Regions from separate parts of the Homo sapiens genome. Here all the other regions are linked to region 3. Evidence: chromatin contacts called from ENCODE Hi-C or POLR2A ChIA-PET data. All regions are on one chromosome and are shown on one strand. The core of a region is the stretch at or near the end of the contact, and the rest is flanking DNA. Distances in the headings are between cores, read along the strand shown.

Region 1 (4,571 bases), core at 1,109-3,608, 210 kb before region 3:
TAAAAAACCACATAAAACAGGCCAGGCGCGGTGGCTCACGCCTGTAATCCCAGCACTTTGGGAGGCTGAGGCGGGTGCATCACGAGGTCAAGAGATGGAGACCATCCTGGCCAACATGGTGAAACCCCATCTCTACTAAAAATACAAAAAATAGCCGGGCGTGGTAGCGGGCGCCTGTAGTCCCAGCTACTCAGGGGGCTGAGGCAGGAGAATGGTGTGAACCCGGGAGGCGGAGCTTGCAGTGAGACGAGATCGCGCCACTGCACTGCAGCCTGGGCGACAGAGCAAGACTCCGTCTCAAAAAAACAAACAAACAAAAAAAAACCCACATAAAATAAAGCGATTCTAAGGAGATTTCCTACCGAATGAAAGAAACTGTGTAATATTCTCTTCACTTAAGATTACATTTCTGCTGTATTCGAAAAAAACAAAGTAACGCCGAATGGGCAGTCCTGATTTTCCAAACCAAGTATCCAAGTATCACAATCAACAAAATCATTTGCTTCCTTTCCTACCTGACCCTTAACACACCACTGCGTGTCCTATCCCAGGAGAATTTCAGTCCCTAAGTAAACACACTAAGTACTCTGTAGCTAAAACTGGAGCATGGAAGTCTTGTAGTACAATCAACTTGATGGATGACTGCTTTCCTAATACTGTAGGGAAGTTTACATGATGAACCAGTGAAGAAATGTGGAGGTAGGCTAAAGAGGGTATGGCCAGTAGGGGTCCTGAAAGGGAAGCTCCTAATTTGCAAAAAGGAAGAGAAAAGGCAGTAGAATCATAGGAAATTCCTTGTACCCTAATTGCCACTGCTTTTTGGTTGTTTTTTTTTTTACAACAACCTAATTTATTAAACAATCTTTAAAACATCAAGAAGTAGATCTGTATAACTCCTTTAAGAAATGAGAACAGGAGAGAGTTTAGAAAGTCATTTGCTTCCACTTGCTTCCCGTTCAGTCTCTGCTACAGCAAAACACAAGTTTGAAAGATTCAAGAAGTAGGAAAAGATAGAATGTAACAGAAGAATGCCAGAAGTCATTAGTGGTCTATTAAGTACCAGAATATAACTGGAATTCTCTAAACTGTGGAGAAGATACATATTTTGTTAAATATCAAAGAATCTGTCTGTAAACCACCCCTCAAGCAAAAATATATGTTTAATCAAGCTTATACAGTGCAATAACCACACATATCTGGAATTTCAAATGCTTTCTTTAAAAATATTCACCCACCATACATTCTCATTCCATCCAAAATTGTTCTTTAAATTCCTGAAGACACAGACACACACACACTTTAACTTCATGTAAATCTCGCCCTTCTTGTTCGCATACCCTGAAGAAAAGAATAAACACCTCAAGATGCTCTCTCCTCTTGTTCATACCCTAAAAGAACACTCGGAAAGAAGCAAATGGAGTTCAGAATGAAGAAAGAAGGCAACAGAATAAAGGAGAACAAAACCAGAGACCCTATCGGGGAGTCACGTTATTCTTGGAAAATATCATCTCCGTTCCTTCTCCAAGCCCAAAGGCCAGACAGCACTGGCGCAATACCATCCCTGTCCAAAGCGCTAACGAGTTGCCAACTAATCCCTCAAGGTGTCCCCCAACCTCCTCACCTCATCAGCGCTCAGCTCCTCCATCGCTTTCCTCTTAATGGTGAAAGGCGTTAAGGAGAGATCCTTCTGTTCTCGAGACCACGGCGGGAGGAAGGAGAGTGGAAGGTGTCTATCAGGCTGTCTGGTCCCCCGAATGGGGGAGGTTTCAGAATTGCATAGTCAGAGGTTAAAAAATAAGAACACGAGAGGCACTAAACTGCCTTGGCTTCGGTCACTCCAGTCGCCCCACAGACTACTACAGCCGCTTGTTCCCTGAGCAGCCTCCTTTGGCCGCCACTGCTGCTGCTACAGGGTTGTCTTAAGGCGCCACTTATTACCCTCTGCTTCCCAGGTTACCCAGCTAGGCAGCGCGGTCTCCAGTTCGTCTCGTGCCCCGAGCCTGCTGTTTCTTCGTGATAGTGGCGCGGTAGCTGCGTTCCTACAGCAGATCCTGCTCTCCTTCCTACCCTTTGCTCCTGGCGGGAACTGGTCGACTGCAGAGTGGATACCCCGAGGTAAGGCGACCCCACAGCCGTCCTGGCAGAGCCCAGCACTGTAAGGGAAGCCCCTCCCCTCCCAAAGCAGGCCGGCCACGCCCCGCCTCCACGCCGGAGCCCGGGTAGGGGGGAGGGGGAGGATGGGATGCGCGTAGCTCTCGCTGGAAGAGTAAATCCTCCTACCCCTCCACCCCTACTCTTTCCCCCTCGCCCCACCAAGTATTATTCATCAAAACAACAGGGCGGCCATCTTTGAAAGGGATCACGTGACCCCCGTCAGGGAGGCGGGGCTTCTGGCGCCGGGACGTGGCAGCCAATAGGCCGCGGGCGCCGCGCCGCCGAGTTCCTCTCGCCTGCGTCCTCTCCCCGCCTCCGTCCCACCCCGTCCCGCGCAGCCGCGCCGGACGTGGGGAGGGGCAAAGGGAGGCTGGCGGCTGGGCGGGGCGTTGCCACGGCGACCGCGCTGGGGCTGCGGGCGCGGCGGGCCTGAGCCAGGTAGGCTGGCAAGGGGAGGGACGACTCCCAGACTCGCGTCGGGGAAGATCCACCAGAAGGTGGCGCTGGCCCGCGGCCCGGGGGCCCGCCGCGCCTCCGTTGTTCCCAATCGCCTGCTTTTCTGTGACTTGGGGGCCTAGAAACACCTCATCGCTCCCACTGGACTGTGCGCGCCCGCCGCCTAAGCGAGGGAAAAGAAAACGGAAAACGTCTCCTTGACCCCGGGAGCGTGATCTACCGTATTGAGCGCTCATTTTCTGAAACATCTGCCACACACTCTTCCACCTCCTCCAGGAAAGCCCAGTTGGAAGAAAACTCGAACACAAGAACTCCCATTCATTTTATTTTACCTTGGCCTTTTAGAGATACTTCCTGGGTTTTTTTTTTTTTAAGTGTGTTCAAAAAGTATTGGTAAAATTTGAAAGTATAAATGGATGAGAGACCCAAATCACTGAATTGTACACAGCAAATGCAAGGAAGACGTTTGGAGTCAGTGGGGGAAAACCATCCTCCGGTGCACAAGAATACAAATATTTGGCCGGGCGCGGTGGCTCACGCCTGTAATCCCAGCACTTTGGGAGGCCGAGGCGGGCGGATCACGAGGTCAGGAGATCGAGACCATCCTGGCTAACACGGTGAAACCCCGTCTCTACTAAAAAATACAAAAAATCAGCCAGATGTGGCGGCGGGCGCCTGTAGTCCCGGCTACTCGGGAGGCTGAGGCAGGAGAATGGCGTGAACCCGGGAGGCGGAGCTTGCAGTGAGCCGAGATCGCGCCACTGCACTCCAGCCTGGGCGACAGAGCGCGACTCCATCTCAAAAAATATATATATATGTATGTATATATATATTTATAAAATATAAATCTAAGTTGAGCGATCAAAGTAACAGTACCATGAAATTCCAGATTTTGCCGCTGACGAAGACTATAAGTGGATTGGATGGCTCACTAAGCCATAAAGACTGCATTCCAGAATTAAGAGTTACAATGTATTTGCTACATGCTTAAAATAGGAACCTGACTACTAGATATGTAAGGAATTTGTGAGTAAAAATATGTAAGGAATTTGTGAGTAAAAATAAATCACTGCTGGCTTTGCATATTATCTGCTCTCCAGGAAAGGAATTCTGTGTAAGCCAGAACTTGAACCCCTGGTGACATTGATGTTAAAAGTTTACTTTTTTTAACCTCATTATTGCCATCTAATTTACATACCATACAATTCACCCAATTAAGGTGTACAGTGGTTTTATTATGTTCACAGTTCAGTCATCCTCACTGTCCAATTTCAGAACATTTTCATCATCCCAAAAAGAAACCCTCAAAGCCATTAACAGTCACTCCCGGGCTGGGCGCAGTGGCTCACGCCTGTAATCCCAGCCCTTTGGGAGGCCAAGGCGGGTGGATCAAGAGGTCCGGAGTTTAAGACCAGCCTGGCCAAGATGGTGAAATACAAAATACAAAAATTAGAAGGGCGTGGTGGCGGGCACCTGTAATCCCAGCTACTTGGGAGTCTGAGGCAAAGAATTGCTTGAACCCGGGAGGCAGAAGTTGCAAGGAGCCGAGATCGTGCCACTGCACTCCAGCCTGGGCAACAGAGCGAGACTCCGTCACAAAAAAAAAAGACTCCTGCAGGATAACTACCTTCTGTCTTGGTGAATTTGCCTATTCTGGACATTTCACATCAGTGGAGCAATACACCGTGTGGCCTTTGGGGTTTGGCTTCCTTCACTTAGCATATGTTTTCAAGGTTCACGCATATTGTAGCATATATCTGTACTTCATTTCTTTAATGCCAAATGTATCACTGTATTGCTGTAGCGCATTTTGTTTATCAATTCATAGTGATATTTGGGTTGTTTCCACCTTTTGACAATTATGAGTAATGCTGCTATAAACATTCATGTACAAGTGTTTGTTTGGACATATGTTTTTATTTTTATTCCTTTTAGGCATATACCTAGGAGAGGAATTGCAG
Region 2 (4,310 bases), core at 677-3,176, 140 kb after region 3:
GCGCCGGCTGGGGGCGGGGCGTCCTCGGGGCTGGGGCGGGGCCGGGGCCGGCGGCGGCGCGGGCACCGTCGGCAAATTCTCACACCCCCAGCCGGGAGAAGCGCCCGAGCTCACACGGGCGGCGGAGAGAGGAGTGGACGCTGCAAATCCTCCCCGACCCCCGCTGTTCTCGCCCGGAGGCCCAGGACGCTGCCAGGCGGGGCCCTTGGGGTTCGCACCCTGAGCCCCAGAGCAGCCGCGGGACCCCGACGGCGCGCGCACGCTGGCTCTGGCCTAGGTTTCACCTTACAATCAATAAATAGAAAGCGCCACCTGCAAAGCAAGGGAGGGCTGGTCGTCCACCAAACTGCTTTCCGCTCCCCGCTTTGCAAGGCATCCGCAGAAAGGGCGGGGTACTGGACCCAGGTCACAGAGCCGGAGCCAGACTCACTCGAGTAATTGGCCAGCCCGGGCTCTGGGCTCAAATCCAGCCTGCTGGCTGTTCCCTAGCTGATGGGCCTTTCCATCGGGGGTTCCCTTATATGTGAGATTTAGAAAATAAATGAGTGTACCTAGCACTTTCACTAATGCATCTATCCATTACAACGGGCGGTGTGCGTGCAGTAACAACACCGAGACAATCCTTGTCCCGCACTTAAAAAAAACTCTGGGCGCTCCAGTGTTTTTGTTTTTGAGACAGGGTCTTGCTCTGTTGCCCTGGCTGGGGTGCAGTGGTGCGATCATAGCTCACTGTAGCCTCTACCTCTCTGGCTCAATCGATCCTCTCACCCCAGCCTCCCGTGTAGCTGAGACCTCAAGTGCGCACCACCTCACTCAGCTAATTTTTTAAAATTTTTTGTAGAGGCGGGGGTCTAACTATGTTGCCTACGCTGGTCTCGAACTCCTGGGCTCAAGCCATCCTACCGCGTCAGCCTCCCAAAGTGCTCGGCCAGGCGCTCCAGTTTTTATCCAGGCATCTACACTGTAAGATAGATGTTGTTCTCCCTTGGTTGTAAGTGGGGAAGCCGAAGCTAGGCGGGCAGGGACTCTCACCCTCACGTACTCACACAAACACTGTCTGCACAGCCTCTTGGGCAGAGCTAGCGCTGGCACCAGTTTAGTTTGGTGCTGAAACCATACCCCTCTTGCTCTGCAAGAGCCCATCTCCCCTTAGAATATTCTTTCGGGTCCACAGCCCAAGACAAACCTTTGCCACAGGGGAACGCAGAGGAGGAAGCGGGGTGCGAGCACCAGAATCAGCCCTGGCGTGTCCCGCGGGGTGGTAGAAGGTGGTTTGAAGAACACTCCTTGGTGGTCCTAATTGCTGCACGTGAGGTCAAGGCAGGGCCGCCCATCCCAGGCAGATGAGCTCCAGGAGCCTTCCTCGTGCCTGAGAAGACGGCAAGGAGAAAACACTGCCGGCTGGAAGCCCTCGAGAATCTCGAAGAAGCCCAGAATGAAAGGACCAGGCGGCCGGGACTCGGAGCTCCCTAGCCAGGGCGCGCGCAGCCAGGCCTGACGCTTCCCTCCGCCCTCGGCGGCCTCTGCGTCCTCCCAGCACCCGGCAGCCTTGCCAGGGGTCCCGGATGCCCAGAGCACCCCCCAAGGAGGAGAGAGAAGAGAGGGAGTCCAGGATGAGAAGACGGGGGGCCAGGGTGGGAGGGGACACTCCTCTTCCCTGGCCGTCCCTAGAAGTCACACACAGACATTCACTCAAAAAGACACGCATGCAGATGCGCACACACAGACACAGGCGCAATCATGTAAACGGACACACAGAGACCACAGACGCTCGTGCTCATACACGCGCTCTCGCTCTTCACACCCTGCACCAGGTGGGCACTCACCCGCCCGCACCCTGGCTGTGCTTTCACAGATCCCGGGAGAGGGCGGAGCCCGGGCCGGGGGCTGGAGACCGCCCCCGGCCCCGCCCCCACGCCCTCCCATCTCTCCCTCCTTCCTGCCGTCCCCCGCCTGAGGGAGGGGAGCGGTGCAGCAGACATCCGAGGGCAGCTGGGACCCCCTGACTCAGCCGACGGGTGAGTCAGGCTCCCTGCAGGCCACACCGGACCCCCCCAGGGCGGGGATTTCCCCAAGATGAGAAATCAGCCACCGGAAGTCACGCCGGACCTTGGACGGGCAGACAGAGGCTGGGAGGAGTTCTGGGTGCAGAGCCCCCCAACCTGGTAAGTACAATGATCCCAGGGCTAGGACACCAACGAGATTTTCCAAAGGGCAGACGAGCTTCAGCGGTTCCTCCACCCCCATTCCCCACGTGTGGGAGCCCTCCTCCCTAGCGGCCCCGTCCTGCAATCGTCCCCCTGCGCGAAGACTTCCGTTTATCTCCAGCATGGATGGAGGGAAAGTCAAGCTCAAACACAAGGTCCCCATCAGCAATGGAACCCAATGATCCGCTGGGGGTTCAAATTGGGGGTGTCAGGCACGGGTGTCTCTGGAGCCCAGAGAAAAATCCAAGATTCTTTGAAATGGCAAAAGCCCCCAAAAGTGACTTTCTTGTATTGCCACGATGAACTGGAACTGCCCTGACAAACTCTAAAAAGATAGAGACCTTAATAAATTGTGTAGAGAAGAATTAAAAGAGTGAATACAGATGCATGGAAAATCTCTAGAACAGTGCCTGGCACTCATATTAAGTATTGGCTCTCACACATGGATAACAGACACAAGGAGACCAAGTGACTTGCCCCAGGTGGCACAACTAGTTAGTGGCAGAGATGGAGGAAAAACCAGTCTCTGATTCTTTGTTCACAGCTCAGGTACCTTCAGTCCTTTCTGAAATTAAGTGAGAGTATAAATAAAGTCATTTAGTGGATAAATGAATTTTACCACTGTTAAATATCAGAGTAGACCTGGCACAGTGGCTCACGCCTGTAGTCCCAGCACTTTGGGAGGCCAGGGCAGGAGGATCACTTGAGCCCAGGAGTTCAAGACCAGCCTGGGCCACACAGTGAGACCCCCGTCTCTATTTTAAAAAGAAAAGAAAAATCAGAGTAAATTAAGGCGGGCACGGTGGCTCACGCCTGTAATCTCAGCACTTTGCGAGGCCGAGGTGGGAGGATCATTTAAGGCCAGGAGTTTAAGAACAACCTGGGCAAAACAGTGAGACCTCGTCTCTACTAAAAAAAAAAAAAAAAGAAAATTAGCCTGGCATGGTGGCATTTGCCTGTAGTCCTAGCTACTTAGGAGGCCAAGGGAGAAGGATTGCTTGGCCCAGAAGTCTGCGGTGAGCTATGATGGAGCCAAGAAATTAGATTCCTGCTCCTCTACTTGCTACTAAAAGGGCCAATCCTCTTGTTAAATCCCAAAACATAAGGCAGGAAACCAAATGAGCCTCTGCTCCCACTCATTGGAGCCCTTGTTCCCTTCAAGGAGCCCTAGAAGATGGAAGAGTATTTGCTGCATCAGTCACTTCTCCCTCTCCTGACACTTTGTGATGTGTGATTTCATCACACTTTTGCTGTGATGAAATCTCAGCTTCTCCCAAATGCTCACCAATATCCTAGCCTCCAACCTGGCTGGAATTCTGCTATTCTCTTTCTAACTCAAATTGGCATTCAGCATTTCTAGGTGTGGTCAGGTAAGACACCACTGCTGAGTGGGGACAAGACCAGGAAGGCTAAAGTCAGAAAAAAATCAGAGGCAAAGCCAGGCACGACTGAGGGCGCCTGTAGTTGCAGCTACTCACAGGCTGAGGCAGGAGGATCGCTTGAGTTTGAGGCAGGAGGATCGCTTGAGTTTGAGGCTGCAGTGCGCTATTGATAGCACCTGTCAATAGTCACTGCACTCGAGCCTGGACAACACAGTGAGATACTCATCTCTTTAAAAAATTTTTAATTATAACTGCTGGGCGCAGTGGCTCACGCCTGTAATCCCAGCACTTTGGGAGGCTGAGGAGGGCGGATCACCTGAGGTCAGGAGTTCGAGACTGGCCTGGCCAACATGGTGAAACCCCATCTCTACTAAAAATACAAGAATTAGCCAGGTGTGGTGGTGCATGCCTGTGATCCCAGCTACTCAGAAGGCTGAGGCACGAGATTCGCTTGAACCTGGGAGGCGGAGGTTTCAGTGAGCCCAGATCGAGCCACTGCACTCCAGCCTGGGCAACAGAGCGAGACTCCATCTCAAAAAATAAAAAAATAAATTAAGTATAACCAAAAAAAAGCAACTAAAGACAACAACCAAAAACAAACAAACAAACAAAAAAACCAGTTACATGTTTGCTTTTAATTCTATTAGAATAAACAGGAGGGCTCCAAAAAAATCCTCAAAGGAGTTTCCATATTTACTCACATATTCCACCCTTGATATTT
Region 3 (4,178 bases), core at 861-3,360:
TATTGTTCCATTTCGCAGGTGAGGAGATTCTGAAAGTTCCATAACCTGGCCAAGGTCGTTTGCATTTGCAGAGGCCAGCACTGAAGTCCAGTCCCGTCTGACTAGACCATCTGGGTCCTTCCCACTAGAATACAGTGGGGAGGAGAAAAGGACACTGATGGATTAGTCAGTCGACAGCACAGGCAGCAGATTATAAAGCTGAACTGTTTGGTTAGAGCAGCTCGGGGCTGGAGAGGGAGGGCTGGCAGGAGGACTTCCTGAAGGAGACAGCCCAGAAGCTCCTTGTAAGGACCTGAGGCTTGGGTATGGGTGGAGGAGGAAGTGTGATGTTGGCCCTGGGAGGGGAATGAATAAGAAGAGACAGTGGCAGACAGCATGCCCTGAGGTCAGCTGGGTGGAGGATGGGAAGCCCAGCAGAGATGTCTGGACCTGACGAGGTGGCAGCAGGGAGGCACTCACTGAGTTTATAACTCCAGGAGGGGCAGAAGCAATGGCAACACCCGTCACCAGGGGAGAGGATGACTCAAAGCCTTGGCTGGAAGGAGTGGTGGGTGTGGCTTGGAGCCTGCCCGGGCCAGGCAGGTGCTTTGGGAAGGGTCCAGCCAAGGAGAGTCCGGTCTTCCTCCACGCAGGGGAGGGGGAGCAGGGGAAGGAAGGAGAGACATTAACAAGATGGAATCTGTAGGCTTTGGTGCAGGACGCTTACGGGGAACACGGCTCAGGGAGTTGGATTCCAGATTGCTTTTGAAGCCTTCCCCAGGTCACATCACACCGCTGTTCCCAGCCGTTCCAGGTCTTCCTGTTGACTGTAGGATCAAGTCCATTCCCCCAATCTGACCTCAGTCTACGTTTTTGGGCTCTTTGCCCACTAGTCTCCTAAATAAGTCCTCTGCGCCCCACAAACCAGTCTCCACCCAGCCTCCAGTGCTGCCAGCCTCCTCCACCCCCACCTGGAGCAGTGACATTCATGGATAGCTCCTCCAGCGGTCTCGAAAAATGAACATTTTAGGGTTCCACTTTTTGCTGTTGGTGTCCCCCTAATGCGAACATCCTGTCCTTGAGGGCTGATTCTTTTTACAATAGTTGTCCCAACGGGGGAAGTCATTTCACCTTTCTGACTTAGTTTCCTTATCTGCAAAATGGAGCCAGTAGTGTCTCATAGGGTACAGTGCCTGCACACACGCCCATCCACGGCTGTTCCAGGCCTTTCCTCCACTGCGGGGGGGTGCCAGGGGTCCAGAGGCGAGGAGGAGGGGGCCGCTGGACGCTGGGAAATTGGGAGGACCCCAAGATCCCTGTAGGGATCCACGGTAGAGGGGGAGGGCTTCTCTGTCCTCTCTATCCATTCGGACCTCCGCATTTCTAAGAACCAGCATCGCACCATGTCACTGAGAAAGAGCGCGCACACCAGCCGCCTTTTGAAAGTCACAAATAGATTCCTTCAGTGAATTCAGGACAGACTCCCCGGGGGCAGGTCCCGGGGCGGGAGCCGGTGTGGGTAGTGCTGCGCGGCCCTTAACTGTTTACCAGGCGCGTTTCGCTGACCTCGTCTCCTGGACCCCCTTTCGTGACCCCTCTCAACACCTCTACTGGGGAGACGAGGACCCCGAGGTTCTGGGGGGCGACGCGACCTGCCCGAAGTGACAAGGGTCCTGGGCCGCACTGCTCCGCCGGGGTCTGCGCTCCTCGGCGGAGCGGGTGGGAAGGATGAGTCCTCGGGGTGGAGAAGGAGGAGCGGGTCCCCGGGTACCGCTCACCCGGCCTTAGGAGCCCGGGAGCGCGCGTAGGGACGCGGAGTTGAGGCTCTCCATCTGCGGCCAGGGAAAGGGATACAGTCCCCCGGGCCCCTCCCGGCCGCTCGGAACCCACCCCAGGCGCGTCCCCGCGGGCGCGCGCTCCAGGCGGGGCCGACGGGCTCGGAGGCGCGCGCCCGCTGCCGGGTCCGCCGCGCGCGCTCCCTCCGCTCCTCTCCCCCGCCCCTCCCGGGCCCGCGCGCTCCCAGGGTCCGCCGCGCGCGCGCCTCGCGTCGCTCCCCATCCCCGCCCCTCCCGCCGCCACCCCGCCCCCGGCCGGGTACCCTCGCCGGACCCGAGAGAGAGCGCCGCCGCCATCTTAGTTGCTGCCGCTGCCTTCAGCAAGACGCTGCTCTGAGGCGGGGAGGGCGCCGCGTCCTGAGCGCGCGGCCCAGCGTCACGGCGGCGGCGGCGGCGGCTCCTCCTTGGACCCCCGGAGCTCCCCGCGCCGCGGAGCAGCTAGCCCCAGGCCCCTAGAGCCCCGAGAGCTCCGAGAGCTCCGCTCGGCGTCCCGCGCGCCTCCCTGCCGCTCCCGCCCCGGGCTGGCGATGCTGCGCCGCCCCGCTCCCGCGCTGGCCCCGGCCGCCCGGCTGCTGCTGGCCGGGCTGCTGTGCGGCGGCGGGGTCTGGGCCGCGCGAGGTAAGCCCCGGGGCTGGGCCGGGCCGCTGGGTCGGTGCGGGATTCGGGTCCGGGTGCAGGATTCGGGTCCCGGTGCGGGGATTCGGGTCCGGGTGCGGGAGTAGGGCCGGATGCCGGGATTCGAGCCGGGATGCGGGGAGTCGGGTCCGAGCGCAGGGAGCCGGGTCAGGGCGTGGGGTTCGGGTTGGGGGTCGGGCTCGCGGAGCCGGGGCCAGGGCGCAGGAGACTGTGGGCGCGCGCTGCAGGCGTCCCGGGGAAGCCAGGCTCCGTCCCGGGCGGGGCTCCTGAGCCTGGGCTGCCCCCACTGCAGCCCATGGTGGTGGCTGCGCTGATTTGGGGGAACGTGCAGACGGGCCGAAGGGTCAGTCCGCCCTGCTCAGCGGCGCACGCAGGCTGGGGCTGCACCCCTGGGTGAGATGCTCTGTGTACGTGTGCTCAGATGTGCATCAGGCGGGGGGTGCACGCACAGTTTTGGTGTGTGCTTACATAAGAGCCCACTCCTCCGCATCCCGTTTCCAAGATCCCGATTCTGTGTTGCTGCACCGCGGACACCACGACTTCGCCCCTTTCCGCCTCCTCCCAGAGTCCTTCAGACGTTGTCTGTTTCCAGTGGAGCCGAGGCTGAAACTTAGTGCTTCCCTCCCACCTTTTCACCCAAAGGTGAAATCGCGATGAGATTTGCGACCGCGGGCTCACCCAGTGTTAGAAATCTCCGTCTCTGCTACCCCTGGTGCCTTGGTGCTGTTTTTCTGACGGTCATTTAGACCGTGGAGGGTTAGATGTTCTCTACAAAAACGAGAAACCTCTCTGGTTTTTTAGGATTGTAGGACCGAAATTATTTTATGGCTCGGTGGGAAGTAGTATTTCTTGGCTAATTTATTATTAGCTTTTAACCTTCATCCACTTAACCTTTTAAACCTTGCATGCCTCTGCTATTGACTGGTCTTGCCAACGAAAAGCTTACGCATTGCAGATACAGTATTTGCTTCTGAGTGGATCTTGAAATCGTAAACATTTTCCTTGGCCTTAGAGCAGAGTAATCTAGGTGTAGTCTGTAGAATCTACTGTAGGCTTAAATCTGTTGTTCTGATTTTTTTTTAATCAAAAGAAATTTTGGGGAGGAGGATTGATAGAAATCTAGATGAAATGGTCATATTTGAATTTAGCAAGCTTTTTAAAAATTCTTATTTTCCCTTCCCTGGCGTGACATAAGGAGAGAAGTATGGTGTTCACGAATTAAAGGGCAGAGGCGGCAAATGCATCTTTTGTTCCATGTTCCTTTCTAAACATCGAGGATGATAAACTTTGAATACTTCTTTTATTTCATTTCTAACATTCTGTTGACTCTGTCAAATTCAGATCTTAGTCACTAAGTATCTCATTGCTGGCCATTTGATTTTTAAAAGTAACATCAAGCTAAGTTTGAAATGTTCTTTCCAGATGTGGGTTGGAGGTCTGAAACTCTAATATATCCAAGAGAAATGTCAAAAGTTTTGCTTCTCTTGGGGAAAACCCACACATTTTAAAAATATGTGCTTGGATTGGGTATTTTGGGAACAGTTTAAGTATATTTAGTCAGTGATACCATTTCTTGTTAAAATTGGTGCTTTCTTAAATAGCACCTACATTTGTTAGTCATTATTTAATTGCCTTGGTTACTTAAACAGCATACATTTCAACTTTGAATATCTTCATTACCTGAGACCGACAGAAATCTTGTGTGAAAGGTGTGTTGGCTAGTTGAGT

The links. Hi-C counts contacts between places; a loop is a spot of excess contacts on that map. ChIA-PET counts read pairs that join two places held with the same protein, here RNA polymerase II (POLR2A). Pooled maps may share reads with other maps.
Region 1: a map of gastrocnemius medialis shows a loop between it and region 3 (14-fold over the local background). The contact joins the promoter of UBE4B here to the promoter of CLSTN1 in region 3. A Hi-C loop is called at or near these places in 6 of 168 maps with a recorded cell type or tissue (CD4-positive, alpha-beta memory T cell, CD8-positive, alpha-beta T cell, OCI-LY7 and 3 more), 5 of 37 single-sample maps with no recorded cell type and 16 of 50 pooled maps. POLR2A ChIA-PET finds 5 or more read pairs at or near these places in 3 of 52 experiments (GM12878, PC-3 and activated T-cell).
Region 2: a loop to region 3 is called in a map of gastrocnemius medialis, with 10 times the contacts of the local background. The contact joins the promoter of PIK3CD-AS2 here to the promoter of CLSTN1 in region 3. A Hi-C loop is called at or near these places in 2 of 168 maps with a recorded cell type or tissue (gastrocnemius medialis and sigmoid colon) and 9 of 50 pooled maps. POLR2A ChIA-PET finds 5 or more read pairs at or near these places in 6 of 52 experiments (A549, HCT116, HEK293 and 3 more).

Annotation. Positions count from the first base shown.
Region 1 is chr1:10,030,745-10,035,315 of GRCh38, reverse strand. UBE4B (ubiquitination factor E4B) reads right to left here and starts at 2,358. Exons shown (of 28, transcript NM_001105562.3): 1 at 1,622-2,358. The coding sequence starts at 1,645. RefSeq lists enhancers at 1,491-1,540, 1,932-2,586 and silencers at 2,101-2,320, 2,351-2,740.
Region 2 is chr1:9,685,190-9,689,499 of GRCh38, reverse strand. It overlaps PIK3CD-AS2 (PIK3CD antisense RNA 2), which reads left to right and starts at 1,926. Exons shown (of 2, transcript NR_126367.1): 1 at 1,926-2,165. All of the region lies in intron 1 of PIK3CD (phosphatidylinositol-4,5-bisphosphate 3-kinase catalytic subunit delta), which reads right to left. RefSeq lists silencers at 1-285, 1,292-1,486, 1,812-1,951 and an enhancer at 2,002-2,171.
Region 3 is chr1:9,821,897-9,826,074 of GRCh38, reverse strand. It overlaps CLSTN1 (calsyntenin 1), which reads left to right and starts at 2,110. Exons shown (of 19, transcript NM_001009566.3): 1 at 2,110-2,432. The coding sequence starts at 2,342. RefSeq lists enhancers at 400-459, 1,520-2,236 and silencers at 1,849-1,908, 1,929-1,978, 2,149-2,298, 2,309-2,388.